2 separate regions of the Mus musculus genome follow, and region 2 is linked to region 1. The links are chromatin loops, found by intact Hi-C in ENCODE. Cell type or tissue: left cerebral cortex. All regions are shown on one strand.

What was found. Peaks named below come from ENCODE experiments on the same cell type or tissue, not always from the same donor. Only the 100,000 strongest peaks of a DNase experiment are listed, where the experiment ranks them.
Region 2: it touches region 1 in a loop (9-fold over the local background); 4 of 42 quality-filtered maps call a loop at or near these places.

The regions. Positions count from the first base shown.
Region 1 is chr15:34,018,574-34,026,573 of GRCm38, reverse strand. Gm41290 (a long non-coding RNA gene) reads left to right here. Exons shown (of 3, transcript XR_875114.2): 2 at 1-38; 3 at 3,832-4,414. Among named protein-coding and RNA genes, the nearest start is that of Gm41290, 15 kb to the left of the region's middle. In left cerebral cortex, a CTCF peak has its summit at 4,387 (motif pointing right); a DNase peak (open chromatin) is centred at 4,402.
Region 2 is chr15:32,776,589-32,784,588 of GRCm38, reverse strand. It overlaps the pseudogene Gm32618. Among named protein-coding and RNA genes, the nearest start is that of Gm41289, 7.4 kb to the right of the region's middle. In left cerebral cortex, CTCF peaks have their summits at 5,642 and 5,844; DNase peaks (open chromatin) are centred at 4,178, 5,718 and 6,129; H3K4me3 peaks cover 2,946 bases; H3K27ac peaks cover 807 bases.

The DNA of each region.
Region 1 (8,000 bases):
CAGACGAGAGCCCCAATTTTAACACATCAGGAGTTTTGGTGAGGAGGGGTTTATGGTGGTGGAGTTAATGGTAAGGGGCTTTTATGGTGGTGGGGGGGGGGTTATGGTGAGGATGGGGAATCAGTCCTTCTTGCTCTTGGTGTCCTGAGCATAGTCAGTTCAAACCAACCCAATAGTGGACACTTAAACTTTGCTTTTTTCCTGTAGGTAATGAAATTTGTATCTCTGCCCACTAGAAACCTCTGAATATAAATTTTATTTGGTTGCTAGATGGAAATATATATATATTTTTAAGATTTATTTATTTATTATATGTAAGTACACTGTAGCTGTCTTCAGACACACCAGAAGAGGGAGTCAGATCACGGTTACGGACGGTTGTGAGCCACCATGTGGTTGCTGGGATTTGAACTCAGGACCTTCGGAAGAGCAGTCGGGTGCTCTTACCTGCTGAGCCATCTCACCAGCCCTGGAAATATATTTCTAAACCACATCCCTTTGATTAAAACTTTATCAGTTGCACAGTCAGTGTTTTGTTTCTGACAATCAGTGGGATGCTGATATGTGGGCACAGGAGGAACTTTGGGGATGAAAACTGTTTTATACTGCGAGTCTAGTAACTGTGGGTTGTGATGGGGACATTGGAATAAAAACTACATGAATATGTACTACTTGTTGAAGTTTAATGTTTTGTAGTATTTATGTTTAATTTGTTATGTCTGTGTACTATGTCCGCTCCTCTCTCTTCTCCTGCACACTCTCCTAAGGCACGGTGGCTCTGCCTTTCTCTTCCTCCTTGTAGTCTCTAGCCTAGGAAATCTAAACCCTGTCTCTCATCTCCTCAGCCACTGGCTGTTGACACTTTTATTTACCAATCAGAATTAGCTGGGGACAGGTTCCTAGAAGCTAGGTGCAGACTCCATATCTTGGGGGCCCAGCATTTAACATGACAATAACAGCAAAAGACAAAACCTCAACAGGATCCCCAGCTGCGATTATGGACAAGAACTAAGTAAGCATCAGATCAATTTCCTGTGGACTACTCCCTGATTCTGGAGATCCAGTGTTTAGAGTGGGCTTCTGTCCTAGACCACTAAGTCTCAGACCATTTCGTGGACTTCAACATTTCCTGTACTTCTCAATGCTTACCCCTCTCTTGACTGGTCATATATCCACAGACATGTGGAGTCTCAGACAATGACCATGATGGTTCCATGGTTCTGCAACTGGTGGCTCAATCCCATTCAAAAGATAGGATTCTTACAGGCCTGGTATGGTGGTTTGAATGAGATATGACCAGTAAATTTCAGACATTTGAATACTTGGCCCAGTTACTGATGCTGCTTAGGGGAGGCTTAGGGAGTGTGGCCTTGCTAGAAGTATGTCACTGGAGGAGGGTGGTTTTGTGGTTTCAAAATCCAGACTCCATTTCCAGTTAGCTCTCTCTGCTTCCTACCTGTCATTTGAAACGTGAGCGCTTTGCTTGCTGCTCCAGGCACCATGTCTGCTTGTTGTCACATTTCCCTCTGTGATGGACTCTTAGCCCTTTGGGACCATAAGTGAAATAAGCCCTTCTATAAGTTGCCATGACTATGGTGTTCTAGCACGGCAACAGTAACTAATTCCCTTGGGAAGTCTTCTTCTTCTCTGAGACCAGGCTAGCTCCTCAGTGATCTCAATTGTGCCTGGTACAGAATGAGTGACCTAGACTAATGGAAGGGCATGGGACTAAGGGAAGTCAATGTCAATTACCTGGTGCTCTGCTGGACCATATAGGATCCTGGTCAAAACCAGAGGTGTTGGTCCCTATATATATGTGGTAGTTTGAATGAAATGGCTCCCACAGGCTCAGATATTTTAATACTTGGTCTCCAGTTGGTAGAACTGTTTTGGAAGGATTAGGAGGTGTGGCCTTGTTGTAAAAGGTGTGTTACTGGGTTCTGAGGTTTCAAAAACCACACCATTCTCAGTTCCCCTCCCTCTGCTTTGTGCTTATGTATCAAGATTTGAGCTCTCAGCTACTGCTCCATCACCATGCCTGTCTGCTCCTTTGCTCATCTCTATGATGTCTTAACTCTAACTCTCTGAAACTGTACGCACGCCCAAACAAACTTTTTTCTATAAGTTGTCTTGATTTTATCAATAGAAAATAGAAATATAAATAGTAACTAAGAAAGCATGAATGCCACAATTTATTACCATGTAAACAGTCCTCAACTGTAACTGTATACCAAGTCTGTTCTTTACTGGTCTGTATACTACTGTTATTCCTTATAAACTCGTATGTAAGGAACTCAATAGAATGGGTCTGAGAACAGTGGAACAATGGAAAATAATGGTCTCACTGTACTGTTTATAACTGTCTGTACTTAATATTTTGAAATTTGGGTTGTTATTTTCGACTTTGATTTTTAAAATTTTGCATTAAAATACTTGTTTTGTCTAATGCTTTTTTTTTTCCAAGAGCCCTCTTACATTTGCACTCTAGTGTTTAGCTTTTTATCTGCTGCTGTGATGAAACATCGTGACAAAAAATGACTCTTGGAGAGAAAGGATTTAGCTTACAGTTCCAGGCCACAGTCCATCCCTGCAGGGCAGGAGCTTGAGTAGGAGTTTGAGGCAGCTGGTCCCATCATATACACATTCAAGAGCATAGGGGCATGAATTCATACATCCTCATTTGCTTGCTTGTTCGTGCTTAGTTTGATTTTTCACTCTTAATACAGTTCAGGATCCCTCGACTGGAAAAAGGAGCCACGTGAAATGGGCTGAGCGTTGCCATATCAACTTACATACTTAAAATAGCTCCCCAGCCAGGCATGGTGGTATATGCCTTTAATCCTAACATTCTGAAGGCAGAGGCAGGTTAATATTTGTGAGTTTTAGGTTAGTCTGGTCTGCCTAGTGGGTTCCAGGGCAGCTAGAGCAACACAGTGAGACCTTGTCTCAATAATAATAATAATAATAATAATAATAATAATAATAATAATAACAGTTCCCCACAGACCAGTCTCCTAGGCTGAATATAGGCAAGCCCTTATTAAGGCTCTCCTCTACGTGATTCTGGGTTGTATCAAGCTGATAGAGATAACCACCACAGCAAGCAAGTGCCTCCCTTTCCTCATGCAAACTGTAGGAGACACTTCCATAGGGCATCTCCTTCCTGTGGCTTTCTATCTTTCTCCTCCTTGTCTCCTTTCTTCTCCCTTACCCCCTGCACCTTCCCATTTTATTCTGAGACCCTGGCCTCGGTTCCACCTCTACCCTTCTCCCTACTCACTCAGCATTTATGACACTGCTAAAAACCTCTTCCATGTCTCCTACATTTTTCAAGATCCTGTTTCCCTCTCTTGGTCTTACAAAAAATGTAATTCAATCCTATAAAAATGAGAAACCGGCCGGGCGTGGTGGCGCATGCCTTTAATCCCAGCACTTGGGAAGCAGAGGCAGGTGGATTTCTGAGTTTGAGGCCAGCCTGGTCTACAAAGCGAGTTCCAGGACAGCCAGGGCTACACAGAGAAACCCTGTACCAAAACCAAAACCAAAACCAAAACCAAAACCAAAACCAAAACCAAAACCAAAACCAAAACCAAAACCAACAACAAAAGAGAAAAAGCAAACCAAAACCACAACCACCACCATCACAACAATGCCATCATTCCCTCTGTAGTCTTTTATTCTCCCCTTCCCAGGACCACCAAAGGCAGGATGTGAGGCAGGAGGTTCTTCCCAGTCTTTTCATGGCTGTGCATCTTTCCCTCTCATAGGAAAGAATATCCTCCTCTGAGACCCTTGTGCTCAAGTATGTCCATCTCTCTACTTTCTCCTCAGGGTCAGCCTTTGTAAGTTGGACTTCATGGTTCAGTGAGGTCTTTAAGATGAATGGACAGATGCCGTTCTGACATCGTCTCTTCCTAGCTCTGGGATGTTACAAAAGACACAGTTATAAGCACCTTGTTTTCTTTGCATTCTGAGTCGAACCTTTCACCAGCTGGGGACTAAGCGTTCAAACATGGGAGCCGCTCCCATTGAAATCACCACTGACCAGAAGAGGACATCAGATTTTGTGGAACTGGAGCTATAATGGAACTGTCATGTGAATGACTGTTGGGGACTAAACTCTGATCGTGTGTAAGAGTTCAAAACTGCTGAATAGTCTCTCCAGCTCACGCATTTTGAGGCATCTGAGCTTTCAAAAAGCCACCTGTAAAGTCTTTGGAACTGAAGTGCTTCCCAGGCAATGCCTTTCTATGATACTATGTCTGTACTTTCTGGAATTGTAGCCACTAGCAACATGTGGCCTTTGAGTTCTCAGAATGTGGCTAGTTTATTTGATTAACTTTGGATTTGCATTTCCCCAGTGGCGCCTCACTTTGCCCGTTTCTCCCACCAGATGGCGCCCTCATTGAGGGAAAGAAATGGGTTTGCAACACCAGCAACCTGAATAAGCCAAAGGCGTGAAGGGATAGCATTGGCCCTCCTAATCACTGCACCCTGTCTTCTTCAGAGATTCAACTGCCTGAACGGGCTTTAACCCTCACGCCGGCAGCTGGAGCTGCAATCACTTGTTTCTAGAAATGATGGGCAGTGTAAAACAGACACAGCCACCACCACCACAAGACAGTCTGGGGCGGTGATGGTGCAGGTCTTTAATCCTCGCATCCGGGAATCTGAGGGCGGGGGATCTCTGTGAGTGTCAGGCCAACCTGGCCTACATAGAGAGTTCCAAGCCAGCCAGGGTTTCATAGTGAGACTGTCTCAAACAAACAAACAAACAAACAAACAAACAAAACAAAACAAACAAACAAAAAAACCTCAAATGTTACTTTGTATTCGAAGGCACGGGACAACGGTGGTAGCTGCTTGGAATAAAGAAATACACTTTTATTGTTTTTGGGACAATGGCATGCCTTTCATTTGTTCTACTTCTCCTGAAAGTTTTACTTAGATCATCTTTTAAGGTATCATCCATTTCTGGACTGGTGTTTGCTGTTTATTTTACAGACCCTTGTTCCCATGTGCTGGCTGTGATGTGGCCTCTCCCAGAAGCATTTGCATTTTATGCCTACACAGCCTCCCATTGTTAACCTTGCGAATCACTAGAAAAAAACAACTCCACTGTTTTGGGTCAAATCTAAAGCAAGAATTCCCCGTCTGAGAATGGCCTCAAGTCACGTGTTACAGGGAGCCTATAAGGAGAAACCTATTGGCCATCATACTTTCCCATGAGGTTTTGTTATTTCCCAAGATCTATAATTCCCAGCATTCCAGAGAGTTACCTAGTTCCTGGGCAGGTGGGACTTAGAGGTTTTTTTTTTTTTTTTTTCTTTTTATCACAAATACCATATGCATTTGGATGGAGTCTTGCCCTCTTCGAGTATTTCCCAGCAACCTTTAAAGACTTGATTTTGACTTGCTGGTTCATAAGATATATGCATTTCGTTTTGTGATCATTATTATTATTTTAAATATAGATAGGCCCAGTTTAAGAAGTTCTCCCAAACGTTTAAAAACTTGAACCTATAATTAGTGTATGTTCCTGCTATGATCTAGGCATTTATCCTATAACATTTAAAATAAGGCGTGTAATGAGTTGAGTAGAAATTATAATTTATTGTCCATCTTCACCCCCCTTTCCTTTCCTTTTTCTCTATTTTTCTTATTTTTTTTCTTTTTTTTTCTTTTTTTGCTGTTGTTTTTGAGATAGGGTTTTGCTGTGTAGCTCTGGTCAGCCTAGAACTTTCTATTAATACCAGGTTGGCCTGAACTTGTGATGACCTTTTGGCTTCTATGCCCAAATGCTGAGATAAGAAGTTTGGGCTATTACTGCTTCTTTGTTCTTTTGGAAAATATAAAAATATACAGGGAATTGATATCTAGCTCAGTTGGCAGAGTGATTCCTCAGCACATACAAAGCTTGAGTATGATTCTGTAGCATTGCATAAGCTGTGGACAGTAGCAGATGTCACACACACACACACACACACACACACACACACACACACACACACACACGTGCATGCACACACGCACGCTTTAAAAATTTTGTTTTGAATCAGAGTTTCTTGTAGCCTAGGCTGGCCCGAATCTATAATATGGCTAAAAACGAGCTTAAACTCCTGATCCTTCTGCTTTTACGTCCAGCTGCTGGGATTACAGGCCTAAAGATTTACTTTGGCCAGAGTTTTGAGGTATGAGGCTCTGGTTTTGATCTTTCGTTCCACAAAAAAATGGATAAGACTTAAAAACCATCCTTCACTTAACAGATTCGGGACCAATAGAAGTGGCTGATTTTAGAAATGGGGAAAAGACAGTGCAGGTTGAACCTGCACCTCTCTCACTCTTGTTCTCTCTCTTCTTCTCATGCCAGAGATAGAACCCAGAGCCTTGCAAACAGTAGGCAAAGGCTCTGATGTATTAAAAGGATGCGTATGTAAGGCGTCTTGATAGTAATATACTATAATCCGTAAACTAAGACAGAACTTTGAGGGTTGGTGATTTAGCTCAGTTGGTGTTTGTCTATAATAAATGAAGTTTGGAGTTGTATGTCTCTGTGGGTGTGTGCACATGAGTGCAGGTGCCCTCAGCGACCAGAAGTACCACATCCTCTGAAGTTACAGCTTATGAGCATCATGACTGAGGGTCCTCTGAAAAGGCGTGGGCACTTCTAATCCCTGAGTCATCTTTCCTGCCCTAAATCCTGGGCTTGGCTCTGAGCACTACATATAACTGGCTATGGTGCCTCAAGGTGTAATCTGGGACTTGGGAGGTAGAAGGTGAATCAGAAATTCAGAGTCATCGTTGGCTGTAAAGTGAGTTGGAGGCCATCCTGAGTCTCTGGATTTATTGAGACTCAGTCTCAAATAAACTAACAAATGGACAAAAGAACCAAAAAACCAAAAAACCAAAACCCTGAAACAATCCCCAACCCCCTGCCTAAAATCCTTAATAAAATAAAATAAAATAAAATAAAATAAAATAAAATAAAATAAAAACTTTGGACCAATAGTTTATAATAAGAAAATGAAGAAATTTATCAAGTATTGAGGCAAGGAAAACCTACACACTCTCTGAGTGGCTACTTGAAAAGCACATATAAATCTCTGGGGAGAGAACTGAGGTTATGTAGTACAAAATCCTGGTAGACACAACCTTAGTCAAGCGATGGAAGTTAATGTCGCTGACAATTGAGTCTGACATAGAATATCTTTGTGATATTCCTGAGAAAGATAATGTATAGCCTGGATCAAATCCTGGGGGCGCGTCAAGTATACCCCAGTCAGCTTCTTTTCCTCGCTCTCTCCCCTCTTCTTCCTTCCCCCTCATTCCACTCATATGCACATTGGAAAATTTGAATTTGCTGTTGATTTTTTTTTGGGGGGGAGCTGGGATACAACTTTCCAACTCGAGAATCTAATCTCATAAAATATCTGAAAAGATAAAACTTGAAGATTAACTCTTTTTATTGGAGTGGAAATAGTACTAGGGATGGATCCCAGGGTCCGAAGCTTGTTATGCAAGTGCTTTCCCATGAAGCCCCAGCCCCAGCCCCATGAAGAATTAAAGAGTACAGTTTAAAGATATGCTGAGTCTAAAATTCATTTGCCAAAGAAATGTCTAGGCATTAGTTTTATACACACAATCAACACTAAATGGACTCGGCAGGTTTTATTTATATATTTATGTGTTTAGATATATGTGCTATAATAATAAAAGGAAAAGAGATGGCTAAGTGGCAGTGGTGGTTATACCTTTAATCTTAGCAGAAGTAGGTGGATCTTTGAATTTGAGGACAGTTTGATCTATAGAGTGAATTACAGGACAGCTACACAGAGAAACCCTTAAAAAGCCACGAATTTGATGAACTTGAGAGGAATTAGGGGAGGGACATAGGAGGAGTTGTGGGGCGGAAAAAGGAGAAGAGAAGTGATGGTAGACAGCCATTCTAGATTCCTGTCTTCAAGCATAACAGAGTATCATTAATAGTGTCAGGGATTGGT
Region 2 (8,000 bases), 1.2 Mb after region 1:
TCTTTCATGAAGGTTCAGTGTCCTAGTTCCCTTCCCCCAGGAAAAACGACACGGGAGCAGGTCAGGGTTGCTCTGGGTAAAAGCCTGTGAGCCTAAGAGCTAATCCTGTACATGGCTCCTTTACCTGCACACTGGGGATTTGACCTCTATCTCCACTCTCATTAATATGGGTGGCCTATTGCTCTTATTAAAAGAAAAGGGGGAGATGTTGGGAGCCGCCCTCACATTTGCCATTATAAGATGGCGCTGACAGCTGTGTTCTAAGTGGTAAACATAATCTGCACACGTGCAGGGGCAGTTTTCCCGCCATGTGTTCTGCCTTTCTCGTGATGACAACTGGGCCGATGGGCTGCAGCCAATCAGGGAGTAATACGTCCTAGGCGGAGGATAATTCTCCTTAAAAGGGACGGGGTTTTGCCATTCTTTTTCTCTCTCTTGTTTTCTCATTCTTGCTCTCTTGCTTTCTTGTTCTTGTTCTTTTTCTCTCTCTTGCTTTCTTGTTCTTGTTCTTTTTCTTGCTTTCTTGCTCTCTGGCTCCTGAAGATGTAAGCAATAAAGCTTTGCCGCAGAAGATTACGGTTTGCTGTGTTCTTCCTGGCCGGTCGAGAGAACGCGGGAACACTATGTCGTATGTTCTGCTATTCCTAGATGCACCAACTGCACCCTCCACACAGTCAAAATACATGGCATAAAATTATTTTGGGAGCCCAATTCACTTACAGAAATGCATCTTTAAGTGGCTTGGAGCTTTATACATTGTGTGATTTTGGCCATAATAGATGAGTGGCAAGCACTGTCACAGAAACCCAGGACTATTGGCTTCCCAAGGGAAACTAGCTTTGCTCTAACCCAGTCACAGCTGAGAGGTCTGGATGGGATTCAGGACAGTCCATAATTAAGGAGTAACCTGTGATTCCCAGGGGAAGCTGACTCATTATAACCATCAGAGATGCTTTGTAAAAGATACAAATTATCCAGCCACACACACTGAGGCTCTGCTTGCAAAAATTGGAGATAAACTTGTAAGATTTGTATTTATATGTACTTCCTATGACCTTGTCAGTCTGTCTGGTTACTTACAGGAGCATAAAAGAGGTTTGGCTGGAACAATCATGAAAAGCTATTGAACAGAATAGTAAAGGAGGAATGAACAGAATATTAAAGGAGGTCTAATGAACAGCATACTAAAGGGGGAATGCTTAAATTCAGCTATGTCTGAGGAAGGATCAGAACAGTAACCAAGAAGGAGTAACCAGGAAGCAGTGTTAGCATGGAACAGCTTACAAATCTGGTCAATGAATGCAGATTCCAAACGACGACCAGTACACAAGGTAGTTTCTGGACCACAGCCAACATCTCAAAGTGATAAACAAAGGGCAAACCATAGAGCAGACGAGCACCAGGCCAAGGATGGTAACTATACAGCTACTAAGAAGATGGAGAGGATTTGCAGGCTTGCTCACTGATTAATTCCAGCACATAGCAGGAAACCCACCTGCTGAGTAAAAGGAGGGGTCAATACCCTGGTGAGTTTAAAGGCAGGGTATAGATGGGAACCATGATAAATGAATGAATCAAGGATTTCTTCAAAATTCCAGTCAATTTTATTCCAGGCTAGAAATAAAACTCTATGGCAACCTAAAAAGTTAAAAAATGATGGCCTTGTTTTCAGTCAAAGCTCTTCTTCATGATGTAGGCTTTCTTCTGAGACTTTTCATTGGCTCCTACTCCATGAAAGAAGGAGATGACTTTGAGATACTGGGATGTATTTTTGGCCTGGGTATGAAAGATGGCAAGCCTTCTTTCTGCCTTGGGAAGGAGAGAAAGATGGGCGAGATCTTGTAATTTGGTTTTCTGGCAAAGGAAGGACAGCTTCTGCTCACTGGGCCTGTTGGATTACAACCAACAGGCACACCAATAGCACAATAGCTTGACTAGACTCCTTGTAATCCTTGATGACAGAGTTGACTGGGCTCTGTTTAGCCAGGTCAGCCCCAGAATAGACAGTCCCTAGAAGATTCCAAACTACCTATGATCAGGTCTGGAGGTGTTCTGAAGGCTTGAAAATTAGTTTTTCTTTTGGAAAAAAACTAACTAACCTTTTAAAATTCTTTCCCAACTTATGATTATCCTAGTTGCCCTTCAGTTGACCACATAACACAGTCCACTGTTAGGATGACAACAGAACAAAATATACTACTTTGATTGAAATGTCATACAATGCATACATGAATCAAAATATTATAAATATGCAAAAGTACTACTTATTAATTAACATTTTTAATGAAATGAAAAAGGCATTCCAGTTCCCATAAGAAAGAGTTGAAAGGCATACTCAAATTCCTTCTTTAACACCCATTTTCTGAGTGTTCCTTCTTAAATGACACCTCTCTACTGCTAATATTGAACTGAAACATAAAGAGCCTTTGTTTCTGTCAGAGCATAAGTAATTTGTCCCATTAGAACTGACAAAAATGCATTTAAAGAAAGACTGCTAAGGGCTACAGTATGTCAGCTTTAATTTCCTTTCTAGTGCAAACTTTCCAGAGCCTGGCTTTCACAGTGCCTTTTGAGGTAATGCATGGCTCCAAGTGACTTAACAGTTTCTTTTAATTTACAGACATCTAAGCATGTTTATAAAATTCCACCAGTTTAAAAGGCTTCCTTTCCTTAAACATATTTCCAGTTCAAATTATATGTTTACAGCAGTCTGTACTGTGTTATTTCTAACATAAACAGTCATGTAAAATATTGACAGGAGCCTAGTAACACATCACTGCTGTCCCTTTCCCTTCACCATCCTTCCAGCAGTGAAAGTCTTCAGCTGCCAGTGGAAAGCATGAATGGGTCCCTAGGAACAGGCTTTCCTGCTGTCTCCGTGTCCTCAAGAAGACCCCTAGTTCTTTTGCCCAATCAGTTTTGAATCTTAGTGTCTGAGAAGTTTTTCTCACTCTGAGCTAAGTATAAAACTAAAAAATTTACTAGCTGCTGATATTTCTCCACTCTTGCCAAAAGGAGTCAGAGCTCAGACAATCACTACTTTTAAATCCAGGACGCTACAGCGGTTTCCAAATTAAAATACAAAGTGCTGGAAATAATGTTCTGTAATAGCTAACTTAAAAAATCATGCCTTTCAAGTCTGGGTATATTTATACCACTCTAGGTGAAGCAAATAGAGACAGGAAAGCAATGTAAATGGACAATTAGCTGGTTTGGGTTTGGAAACAGCTTTTACTGAGAAAGACTGACTCACTGCCCAACAAAGGCTGTATGTAGGATTCTCAAGTTGACATTTCAAAAATGTTTAATCACCCTTTGAATGATAGTGCAAGGGCTCAAAACAGAATCTTTCCAATAAAGCTGCTCTTTTGAAAAACATTCAATTCTGTTTTGAACTGAGAAAATGGTAGAGCCCCAAACATAAGAGATTTCAGAGAAAATAAGGCAGGGAGAGGAGAGGAGCACATTTAAGGGTAAACAAACAACAGCAAACCCCACCAGGTCTTAAGAAGCTATCAAAGCCATACAGAAGCTCCCAAGGGCTTTTCTCCTAGCAAATCTCCGAACCAGGTTCTGCAAAGAAAAGGTCCCCAACTCTGCTCAGTTTACAAGATTCTCTCTGGACAATAATTCAGTTGAGCTTTCCCTTTGCCCAGTTTTGCACAGCTATGTAATGCAATGGTTCCTGTTGTTTTGTGTTGTTTTGTTTCCTTTGAAATACACACAGACTAGCTCCAATTTAGTTTACAGCACACCAAAGTTCAGAACTAGCCAAGAGAGATTACTGATTTCATTGGATTAAACATTTTTTGCTGTGAGAAATTCTGGTAAGTCTCAGAGTTGTGTTTTTACATCATAATCGCTCAAATACCCAACTATCCTATGCAGTTTCCAATTCTAAATTCCCCAGCCTCGAACTCTGTACAATGACCTTCTAGCCCACACAGCAGTGCCCCCACTCTATAGCTGATCACAAATGTCCTTATTCTCCTGAATGCCAAAAGGTTTACCAATCGTCCAAGGGTCAAAAAGGGGAGATTATCCAACCCAGCTAAGGGCTTTTTTATTAATTCAAATTGGGCAACTTACTGGATGCCAAACGAATGGCATAGGAAACAAGAGTAAAGAAAAGAGGAGGACTCCCTAATTGAGCCTGCAGCCCTGGGACTGCATGTCAATAGAAGCTGCTTGGACTTCCACCTGCCAAAATAGAGCTGTAGTGGCCTAAATAGGGGCTGGCACACTAGTCATGAGCCTAAGCTAGTAGTGGAAGAAGACAGTTTCATGGGAATATGGGATCCAAAGGAGTATGAGGTTGGCAGGACAAAAATCTACATTCCCCCAGCAGCTGGAGGATCTGAGGGCCAAAGCAATGTCACAAGCACCCTCATCTTTAAATCTTGAGAAATTACATCTCTCTTCTACAGCCAGGGGCTTCGCTCTACTCGGAGGGTTCCTGGAAGATCCCAGAAACCAGAGAGCCCAGGCCTGTTCCCAAAAGCTCGATGAGGCCAGGAGCCTCAGAATAGACCAAGGACTGCATCTCTACTTAATGTAGGCGCCTTGCCACAGCCACAGGGAGCATTAAACAAATGCACTTTTAGAAACTTTCACTCCTGATACTCTCGGTTTCCTTAATATGGACCCTATCTCCCTAAACTTGCCTTCAGTCAAGCTCAAAGCCTGGAGTAGGGGGATGTGTGCAGAGGAACAGATCCTCCCCAAAGTTTCCAACTCATCCCTGGGGTTTGTCCAGTACACAGAGCTTACTGGATCCTTTCCTGGCCCGCAGTGGTGCTCTAGTAACCTGCAACTTTTAGCCCTCTGTCCTTCCTAGACTACACCATAAAATCCCCCAAGGCAGAAAGCTGGAAATGACTTTAAGGACCTGTGGGGTCCCTAACCTCCAAGTCTTGTGCTCCCACCCCCTGAAGACATGGCTTGGGTAACTCCCTGTAGCAGCTCAATTGTGCAAGAGGGAAAAGGAAGAGCCCAGGGGCAAGTGGTTGAAAAGCAAGCTCATTTGTTTCAGTAGATCCTAGGCAGCCCCACGTTCAGGGTTGGCAGATCCCCCAGGTAGCATCCCCCAATTACCCTCTGGCTCTTCTATTTGCCCGGACACTCTTAACAGTGCACTTCCCCGGCTGGGCCCACTCACCGTCTCTGAGGACACACAGGCCATCAAGCCCAAGGTGAGCAGGATCCACGCGCGCTGCATATTCCCCAGGGATGTGGCTCCTACCCGGATAAAAGGAAGCCCAGCGCAACCGAAGAAGGTCTAGAAAAGAAAGAAGCTGAGCCGCCTCCAGGAGAGAGGTTTGGGCTCTGATTCCGACTCTAGCTGTCTTCTCTGGCGCCTGCTCTAGCATTCTAGCTGCGCCCCGGAAACGCGGCGCCTTCTCACTTGTTGGCTTCTGCACTCCCAACCTAGAGTTGCTGCTTCGCGTGGCTGTTTTCTTGGTCTTGTCCTACTCTGCGTTGTGCTTTCACTCGGCGGACTCCGGTGTCTGGGTCGCAATGCTGTCTGATTTGAAGCAAGCAGTCGATCGGTTGAAACCGAGCTGCCGCTCAAGTTTAGGATGCCTAAAGGCGAACGGCGGCAGGGATGCGCGATCTGCGGGGCTGGATCTCCAGGAGTATGTGGAGTACAGCACTCTACAGCTAGGCTGGTGGCTTGGCTGCAGCGCCCCTCCTATGCGCCGCCGCCTCCTGGGTCCTCCCCTCGATCTCACCCCACCCATCTCCGCGTCCTCTCCCTGGTCCTAGTCCTGGTCTTGGTCCTGCTCAGCCTCCGCCTCTACCGCCCCCACCTTCCCTCCCTTCCTAGCCTGGCCCTCAAGGTTCCTCCCAGCTACTGGGGGAAAGGAGGTTGCCAGGACTCCATGATAAAACCAGGGAGAAATTCTTACGGGATTACACTGGGATTGGCAGCTCCCAGAGCCAGTGGGAGCCAGCAGCTCCACTCTGTGGCTGTCCTGAGAACCTGCCTCTGCAAACCTTAGTGCTCTTTCATTTTCTCTCTCCTTCTTTCCCCTTCTCAACACCCTCTCCTCTCCCCACCACCCTTCTGTCTCCCTTTCACTTTCCTTCTCCTTTTCTTCGCTGAATTTTCTAAAGAAAATTCGATGAAGGTTTGATGGGCATATTGAGCCTTTTCTGACTTGTGAAAATTGGGTCGATAGAAAGATGAGAGTCGAGAAAAATGAGAAAGTTTATACATCCCCTTCAAGTATTCACAGTGCCCATAGGTCTCCAGATAATGAAGATTGCAATTCAAAAAAGACAAAAATAACTGTAACAAGTTCGTGTTAAGATTCTCCTTGGAACTTTCCCCCATGACCCACCTCCATCCCCATCCCAACCATAACCCACAACCCCCAAAAAGCAGAAAAAAAGAGATTCCTAAAATCCAAAAATGCAACAACTCCAAAGCACAACTCATTAAAGGCTTACAAACCATTTCTGCTGCTCACAGTTTGTGCCCTGCCTCCTGACTCACACACATACACACACACACACACACACAGAGAGAGGGAGAGAGAGAGAGAGAGAGAGAGAGAGAGAGAGAGAGAGAGAGAGAGAGAGAGAGAGAGAGAGAGACTGCCCCCAGGCATCAGCTAAGGTCGATTTCCATATTTTTCCTTTTGGAAAATGTAAAATTGTTTACATTTGGAAGCAACAAATAGAGATGAAAAATTAGAGAGTCTAGATAATAGCAGATGAAGTTCAGAGAATGGTTAAGTAGTTTCTGGCTTTAAGAAAATGAGTATGTATTTCCTGCATAAAGCAAAAGCATGCGTCATGTAGTTCGGTGCTGTATGGTGCTACAGAACCAGGCAGGCACATACTCTTCTAATGCTCACCGATGTTCTCTTGGACTTAGGAACTGAATGAATTATGGACCCATTTTCTTCTGTAATGCCCATTTATAAAGGACAGGAACTTTTCAGTATTAGTCACTATTTTGTTATCATGTGGGATGAATTAGAAATACATAATAACTATGTTGTAGGTAAATACTACTCCAGACCTCAAGCCACACCATAAAACCTCCGACCTTTACACACACACACACACACAGAGAGAGAGAGAGAGAGAGAGACAGACAGACAGACAGACATGAGGCCATAGTCATCTTAAAACTAAACTGTAGTCACATCCTAAGTGACTATTAAAATGTTTTAGTGATAAGTTACTGTTATAAATCTCAAAAGAAAAAAATTAGCAGGAGAACCATACCTCTTTAAGACATCAACTGTGGCCCAATAACTAACTCCCAACTTTCTGGTTCTTATAAGCAGCCTAAGGCACTGCCAGTCAAGAGAGGACAGGGAGGGGTACAACTAATGGCCACTAGTGGCCATCAGAAAGGTCTCTAAATCTGGGAATTATGAAGGTATATTTCTACATCTGCTAAGTGAAATTTCTATGAAAATTGGTGGAGACTAAAATCCAGTGGAATTTTGTTAAGTATATCTGATACAGAAAAGATAGACCAGCTATCATTCTCCATATGTTCTGAGGTCCTCCAGCAGATAAGCTGGACTTCTAGGGGTATAGCAAGAAAATATTCTTAACTGATATCTTCTAAGAAGCTTTAGTGGTGTTGTCTCAGAAGAAAATATACAGGATGAGGGCCAGTGATATGGTTCAGCAGATTTAGGCAATTGTTGTCAGTCCTGACCACCTAAGTTCTATCCTTGGGCCCCACATGATGGAAAAAAGAAAATCAGCTTCCAAAAGTTATTTTCTGACTACCACATGTGTACCGCAGCATCACACATGTACATGTAAATAAATGTCCTTAAAATTGAGAATTGGAAAGCACATAAAACAAATAAAATACAGAGAACCAAAAAATGTAAAGAGAACTGGACTTATTTTCATATTTTTATTTTACATATGTATGTTTTGTTGTATGTATGTGTGAAATGTACCTGCAAGTGCCCAAAGAAGCCAAAAGAGGCCATCAGAACCGAACCACTGGTACTGGAATTACT